Linked DNA regions of Homo sapiens: region 2 is linked to region 1. Evidence: read pairs that join two places in POLR2A ChIA-PET (ENCODE). Cell type or tissue: OCI-LY7. All regions are shown on one strand.

What was found. Peaks named below come from ENCODE experiments on the same cell type or tissue, not always from the same donor. Only the 100,000 strongest peaks of a DNase experiment are listed, where the experiment ranks them.
Region 2: POLR2A ChIA-PET joins it to region 1 with 6 read pairs; 2 of 35 experiments call an interaction of 5 or more read pairs at or near these places.

What each region holds. Positions count from the first base shown.
Region 1 is chr6:14,234,770-14,238,769 of GRCh38, forward strand. No RefSeq gene overlaps it. Among named protein-coding and RNA genes, the nearest start is that of LINC01108, 49 kb to the right of the region's middle. RefSeq lists a silencer at 1-15 and enhancers at 700-1,200, 1,201-1,701. In OCI-LY7, no CTCF peak of the experiment used is centred here; no DNase peak of the experiment used is centred here; H3K27ac peaks cover 418 bases.
Region 2 is chr6:14,418,676-14,422,675 of GRCh38, forward strand. LOC105374942 (a long non-coding RNA gene) reads right to left here. Exons shown (of 6, transcript XR_926510.3): 6 at 1,999-4,000. Among named protein-coding and RNA genes, the nearest start is that of LINC01108, 140 kb to the left of the region's middle. In OCI-LY7, no CTCF peak of the experiment used is centred here; no DNase peak of the experiment used is centred here.

The sequences.
Region 1 (4,000 bases):
TTCGCTTACCCTCAGTCAACTGAGGTGCAAATATATTAAATGAAAAATTCCAGAAATAAACTATTCAGTCCCTATGCATGGCTCATGCCTGTAATCCCAACACTTTGGGAGGCTGTGGCAGGCAGATTGCTTGAGGCCAGGAGTTTGAGACCAGCCTGGGTAATATAGGGAGACTCTGTCTCTGTTTTTAAAAAAATGAAGTTTATAAATTTTATACTGCATACCCTTCTGAGCAGTGTAAGGAAATCTAGCACCATCCTGCTCTGTCTGGCTTGAGACCTGAATCCTCCCTGTGTCCAGTATTTTCACACTGTACACTTATGCATGTATAGGAAAAAACAGTATATATAGTGATATGGTCTGGCTCTGTGTCCCCACCCAAATCTCACCTTAAATTGTCATCTGAATCATAGTCCCCATGTGTTGGGGGAGGGACCTCATGGGAGGCAATTATATCATGGGGGGCAGTCCCCCCAAGCTGTTCTCTTAATAGTGAGTGAGTTTTCATGTGATCTGATGGTTTTATAAGGGGCTTTTCCCTTCTTTGCTTGACACTTTTTCCTCCTGCCATCATGTGAAGGCGACATGTTTGCTTCCCCTTCTGCCATGATTGTAAGTTTCCTGAGGCCTCTCCAGCCATGCTGAACCATGAGTCAATTAAACCTCTTTCCTTTATAAATTACCCAGTCTCAGGTATGTCTTTATTAGCAGCGTGAGAACAGACTAATACATATGGAGTTCAGTACTGTCTACGGTTTCAGGTACCCACTGGGGGTCTTGGAATCTAACCAGGAGGATAAGGGGGATCACTGTATTTGTCTTTCTGGGACTGACTTATTTCGCTGAGCATAATGTCCTTCCAATTCATCCAAGTCATAGCCTGTGTCAAAATGTCCTTCCCCTTTAAAATAGCGTATTCCTATTTATTGTGTTGTAGTGTGTTTCCCAGTTCACAAAGGCATTCATACTTTTCTTTCTTCCACACTCCTTTTCTCTGCATTGCAGCCGGGAGTGGTTATTGCCCCTGGGCTACAGCTAAGGAAACAAGCCTCAAGGCTGCAAGACCACACAGAGAGCCGGGGACCAGAACATGCCTCGGGTCACTGGGTCCAGCACACTTTCCCTGAAGCTCAGCTGCATGTGCAAAGCCCTCGCTGAACTTGGGAGCAGTTCACAGGGCACAGGCAAGGGGAAGACATCCTGGGGTCAGAAGACCCCCCAGGCAGAGAGAACAGATCCAGCAGCAAGTCAGCAAAAGGACACAAGTGGAGGGAAGGCTAGGTGGCAGAGCCCAGCTCTGGTCCCAGTCCAGGTAGTTGGCCCTGCTCACCCTGGCCACTCACTGTGTCTCTAGACACAGGAAATGGGATTACCAGGCCAGTCTCAGGAGTTGGGTGAGGACACAGCGCTTCAAGGCTGACCAGCCCTGACAAGGCGAATCCTCCAGGTTGTTCATCAGTGATTAGAGCAGCTGTCCAGGAGGGACAGGTAATGAAGTAGGGATCTGAAATATGCAGTGGTGGCTGTAGGCACGCTGCCTGTGATTGCTGCCAGTGGGAGCCAGGAGCATTAATGAACTGAGTAAACTCCCTTCCCTTGGAAGATTTGTATTTGGGGCGTCTTGCTGGGGTGGTGGGGCTTACCTCTGAAGCTGGCATCTCACCTCTGTCAGCATTCTTGGCCAGTCCACCAGACAGTTCTGAAGAAGAAAAGACCTTGTGCTTTGGGGAGCTCACCACCCCTCCTGAGCTCTAGCTGCTTTCTGGTTGCCAATGGCCGTGGTAATGCTCCAGTTCCTGAAATAGCTAAATAAACCGCACCACTGACATTTAAATCAACGTTCTCTGGGACCTGGGCTTGGTCAGAGCAGGAAACAAGCAGGGGTTTGCTGCCTCTGGTTCCAACTGGGAAACTGCCTCCTATACTACTCAGCTCTATCCTCTCATTTGGGGACTCTTCTGGGACATTTGCTATTTGTCATGGCTGGGGCCTGGGATATCCTAGTTAATCACATATTCTGGTTAAAGGTGAGCAATTAGCTATTCACAGAGCACAATTTTTCAAAAGGCTTAGAATGCTAGAAAATATACTCAACAGTAAATTACAAGTGACATAATCCAATCTAACTTTTAAAACACTGAAGGCACTTTTATTTCTTTAGGAGCATCAGTGTGAACCCTAAGCACTCAAGAATTGAGAAAACATGCAAACACTAGTTAATAAAATGCTGGATAAACAGCTTCTAATGAATTTCCCATGTCTTGATTCTGTCATTTTTTTTTTTTTTTGAAAAGGCACTGGGCATGTTTGAAGATGATTAAGATTGTGTAAACTAATAGAGGAGAGTTGACTTTAGGGGCAACTTCAACCAAATCTGCATTCAACACACAATTCCCCTCTTTAAACTTTCTGACATTTTCTCCCTGCCTTTGCTTTGGCATCAGGGGCTCGCTCCATTCTATTTAGTAGTTTACTTTTGGAAAATCTTTCTTTATTCTCACCTTGGAAACCATAGGAAATAAGTCTCCTCTCCCTGTTTTCATAGAATCAGAACATTCATACATCTTTGTTTCCAGTTTCCTTTTAGCTGAACCTGTCAGTTCCTGCAAACTTCCTCAAATATTTGCAGACCCTCTTTTGAATATTCTCTTGTGTGTGGGGGTTCCAAAGAGAACTATGAAGGCACACATGGTAAATGTGATGCTGAATGCCATGAAACCATCATGTCCTTCCTTCTGGATTGTATGCTTCCATGATAGTGCCTGTGAGCTCTTTCTGGGATCATTCTCCCTGAGTTCAAATCCTGGCTCTGCTACTTACTACCTCTTAACCTTGAGCAAGCAACTAAACTCTTGAATGCTTGGTTTCCTCATCTACGAAAGAGGCTAATTATAGTATCAACCTCACAGCCTCACAAGATTATGGCAATTGACATCATACGTGTAAATGCTTAGCACACACTTGGAAGATAGTAAAGGCTCAATCAGTGTAGCTGCTTGTAGAACAGCTGGCATGAAATCACACAATGAAGCCTAAATGGCCGGGTTCACATCCAAGCACAGGTTCAAAATTTGACCCACCACCTATGAGATGAATTTGTAAGTGGCTTAAATGCTTTGTGCCCCAGTTTTCTTATCTGTAAGATGGAGATCTAGGGTTTGTATGAAGATTAAATGGAGCTGTTATATGTAAGATACTTGAAACAGAGCCTGGAAAGTAAAAAGGGCACATGAAAGCTATTATTATTATTATTATTATTATTATTATAGCTTGAAAATGCATCTTATTTTTAAAAGAAGTCACATCAAAAGGTTGACTCACATTGGAGCTATGGTCACCAACATACTGGTTCCCATGGCCCCTCTTCATCTGTGTGTGGAGAATTCTCATCCTTTTTTTTTTTTTTTTTTTTTTTGGTGGCTCAAACTACCACCTTAGCAGAATGTCTTGAACATGGTAAGTGCTTTTAGAATTCTTGGCCTTTGGAATCACGTCTATCTTTCCTCTGTACTATTTGAAATCTGCTTTCCTGGATTCTGGATAGTTTGATTGCATACTTTGTCTTTAGACTGTGCTTGAGAGCTGCTGCTCCTGAAACTGCTTGGATCCTTCCTGGTAGAACCAATTCCCCACGACATTGCACCCACCACTGTACGATGTATTTACATAACCTCACCCCCTGTTAAACTGTAAGCCCTCAAAGCAGGACTGTGCTAATTCATTTTTCTATATTTATTACATACAGGCCTCACCCCTCCATGACTATAAACTGGGGGCACATTTAGAGTAATACCGAACTTCTTCATGCTCTTGGCCTACTGCCAATTGGCAATAAATTATTCTTTTTCCAGAAGCGCTTAGCATAAAGGAAGGCCTAAAAATGTTTTGGAATAAATGCTGTGCTTAACCTAGCCGGGAATCCCCACCTGCAACAAAAGTGATAATGTTGGAGAAACTTGTCTCAACTGAAAAGTATTTCCAAAATGATTATTATCATGAC
Region 2 (4,000 bases), 180 kb after region 1:
TATTTTTTAAATCTATTAATATGATGGATTACATTGATTGACTTTTTTTTTTTTTTTTAAGACAGAGTCTTGCTTTGTTGTCCAGGCTGGAGTGCAGTGGCTCGGTCTTGGCTCACCGCAACCTCTGCCTGCTGGGTTCAACTGATTCTCGTGCGTCAGTCTCCCAAGTAGCTGGGACCATAGGTACATACCAACATGCCTGATCGACTTTTTGCTATTGAACAAACCTTGGATTCCCAGGATAAATTGTAGTTAATTGTGATGTATTATTCTTTTTATATACTGTTGGATTTGATTTCCTAGTATATTGTTTTGAGAACTTTTAATCTATGTTTATGGGAGATATTCTTCTGCAGTTATCTTTTCCTATACTGTCTTTGTCTTGATCTTATGTCAGGGTATTGTTGACCTAAAAGAATGATTTAGAAAATAACTCCTTTGGCCGGGCGCAGAGGCTCATGCCTGTAATCCTAGCACTTTGGTAGGCTGAGGTGGGTGGATCATGAGGTCAGGAGTTTGAGACCAGCCTGGTCAAAATGGTGAAACCCCATCTCTACTAAAAATACAAAAAAACTAGCTGGGCGTGGTGGCGCACGCCTATAGTCCCAGCTACTAGGGAGGCTGAGGCGGGAGAATTGCTTGAACCCAGGAGGTGGAGGTTGCAGTGAGCCGAGATTGCGCCACTGCGCTCCAGCCTGGGCAATAGAGGGAGACTCTGTCTCTAATAAATAAATAAATAAATAAATAAATAAATAAATAAATAAAACCTCCTTCTCTTCTATTTTAACAAAAAGTCATATACAATTGGTATTATTTTATTATTAAATTTTTGGTAGAATTAAGGAGTGAAAGCATTTGAGTCTGAAGATTTCTTTTGTTGAAAATTTTTAAACAACAAATTTAATTTCTTTAATAAGCATAGAGCTATTTAGGTTCTTTCTTTCTTCTTGGGTGAATTTGATAGTCTGTCTTTCAAGGAATTGGTTCATTTTATCTAACTTGAATTTATGTCTGTAGAGTTTTTGTAGTATTCCTTTATTATCTTTTTAACATCTGTGAAGTCTGTAGTTATGTGCCCTCTTTTATTTCCAGTAGTAGTAATTTGTGTTTTCTCTCTTTCTTTGTCAGACTGGCTAAAAGTTTATTAATTCTATTGATCCTTCAAAGAACCAACTTTTTATTTCATTGATTTTTCTCTATGGTTTTATTTTATAAATTCTGTTCATTTCTGTTCTTATCTTTATATATTTTTTCTTCTGCTTCCTTTGGGTTTCTTTTGCTTTTCTTTTTCTAGTTTCTTAAATTGGAAGCTTGGATTTTTAAATTGAGGTCTTTTTTCTTTTCTAATAAAATCACTTAATGCTATGAATATCCCTTCAAGTACCACTTTATCTTCATCCTGTATATTCAGAGATGTTGTATTTTCATTTTTGTTCAATGCAAAACATTTTGTAATTTTCCCTGAGATGGTAGCTGACAGAGGTGAACTGAGTTGTTTAATAATATACCGGAGTGGTTTTTAGGTATGATTAACTGAGGAAGTTTAATGCTGTTTTCCTTTTCACTCTTACTGAAGTGGGACATTACAATGAAAGAAAGGTTTTAAGAAATAAAGCATGCAATAAGCTATTTACCTTGAACCATTTATACATTAGCAATTTAATACAGTGATTTCCCTGCAACTTAATTCTGGGAAGATCCTAGGAGGTTGCAAGAATTTGGTTCTAAGAATCAGAAACTTGAGTTATGTCAGTAGCAACTTATCTTCCAGAAATATGCCACATTTTTTCTTAAACTTTAATGTGCGTAAAGATCACTTTGAGAGCTCATTGAACACAGATTCTGGGCCCCCACTCCAAGAGACTCTGATTTAGTAGGTCTAGGATGGGCCAAGGATTTGTATTACTAGCAGGTTTCCAGTTGATACTTATGCTACCGGTCTGAGGACCATACTTTAAGTAGCATTATTCTACAGCATTAGAAAATACTGCCCACCAAATTCTCTTTGACATCCCTTCATACATTGCATAGTTTTCTGTTTACTTCCTCTTCTTGTCGTCTTCCTTTTCTTTCTTTTGCCCTCTAGATATAGGTATTTTCTAAGGGTATAACTTTAGCTCTTTTCTCTTCATCTTTCCTTCCATTATAAATTCAACAACTTCTTATTGAGAATCTACTAACTGTTAAGCTAGGCTGCTTCTGGTACCATGTAAGGCAGAACCAGTGGGGTCCATGCCTCTTGCTCCACTATTATCTTCTCTGTGAAAGTGTTCTCAGAACTTTCTCACAGACCTGACCACCTCCTCCTTTGCTTTCCCACAGCTCTTTATTTGTTTCTCTCATATGGATTTTATTTCATTCTATATTTGTTGGGAATTCTCTGAGACAATATCCCAAATCTTGTTTGAAAGCAGGATCTGGACTGGACAAGACAAGCTTAACCTCCAATTTTGATTTTGTCACCTATCTGTATTTACTCTTTCAGGTTCAATAATTATATCAGCCTGGGAATGGATTAGAAAATTGTGATGGCGGGCTTGATGGTGCACACCAATAGTCCTAGCTACTTGGGAGGCTGAGGTGGGAGGATTCCTTCACCCCAGGAGTTTGAGGCCAGCCTGGGCAACACAGTGGGCTCTGTCTCTAAAAAAGGAAAGAAAATTGTGACAATTTTTTCAACACAATATGCCTTATCCTGATGCAAAATATATATTGGAATTATGAAATTTTTAAATTAATATTTGGAAATGTTGCAAGATGACAGGAAGGATGAAATAAAATTCCTTTTTAAGCATACTGGCACAAGACAAATCTTCATAGTATTTATTTACTTTTATCTAGTTCAGTTCAAGGAACATATATTAACAAATCACAATAAGCAAACACCATTCTATTATACTTGCATGTATTTTTTTCCTTTAGGCTTCTCTCTATATATCATGCCTCTCCAAATTTTGTGGGGGAAAATATAGATTGGCCCTATTCTTCTTGCTTGTGGCAGCAATCAATGAAAATAATGCTCATTCTTTTGGAATTCTGGGTGTTAAAAAAAGGGGAGATGTGGGGGCTGGGGAGAATGCTTTTACATAATGTCTTTATAAATATTAGTGGAGACTTCTCTGAACTATCTCTGTCCTGCTCCCCAGACTTCCTTCTCTGTGATAATAAAGTGCTCATATAGGAAGTCACAAAATTGCAACGGAAATCCAAACTCAACTTGATTTACTAGGTCCTCAAATGTTGACCTGTTCTGGACTCATAAATAGAGTGGGAAGGCATTTGGGTAAGGGAAAGAGCAGGAAGCCATGAATTACCCAGTGGATCTTTGAAATCAAACAAATTTAACATAGAATGAATACAGGCATTTCCTGGGGAAGAAGGGAAGTGTAGTCCTGCCTGTCAATTACCCTGTAACTATATTAAATTTAGAAGATCACAGATATTCCGCCAGGGATCTCAAGGACCAGGCGGGAGAATGCCCATACCTTTTGCATTACAGTGGAGACAGATCCCAGTCACATCCAACTTACTCACATCCAACTACATGGTGAGCCATATTTTTCACACAACATGGCTCCTAAATGCATGCCAACTACTTTAGTGCTCAGGAAGAGAAGCAGAGATATGTTCCAATAATGGGAAAAACGGGCTGAATTGCCTCCATTGAAAGATGATGCACTGTTCGTTGTGGGTGATTTAAGGGATCTTCCTTGGTAGAGGAAAGCTGGTGCGTCAGTGCCTCTAAACATCCGTGGGCAGCTGTAGAATCAGGCCTCCCAGAATCTGCTCTTCTAGACTATCGGCAGATGAGAGCCGGAGGAAGGCCAGGTCTTTATAGAACCACCTTCCGGGGCTGGGTGCGGTGGCTCACGCCTGTAATCCCAGCACTTTGGGAGGCCGAGGCGGGCAGATCACCTGAGGTCAGGAGTTCAAGTCCAGCCTGGCCAACATGGTGAAACACCACCTGTACTAAAAATACAAAAATCTTAGCTGGGCGTGG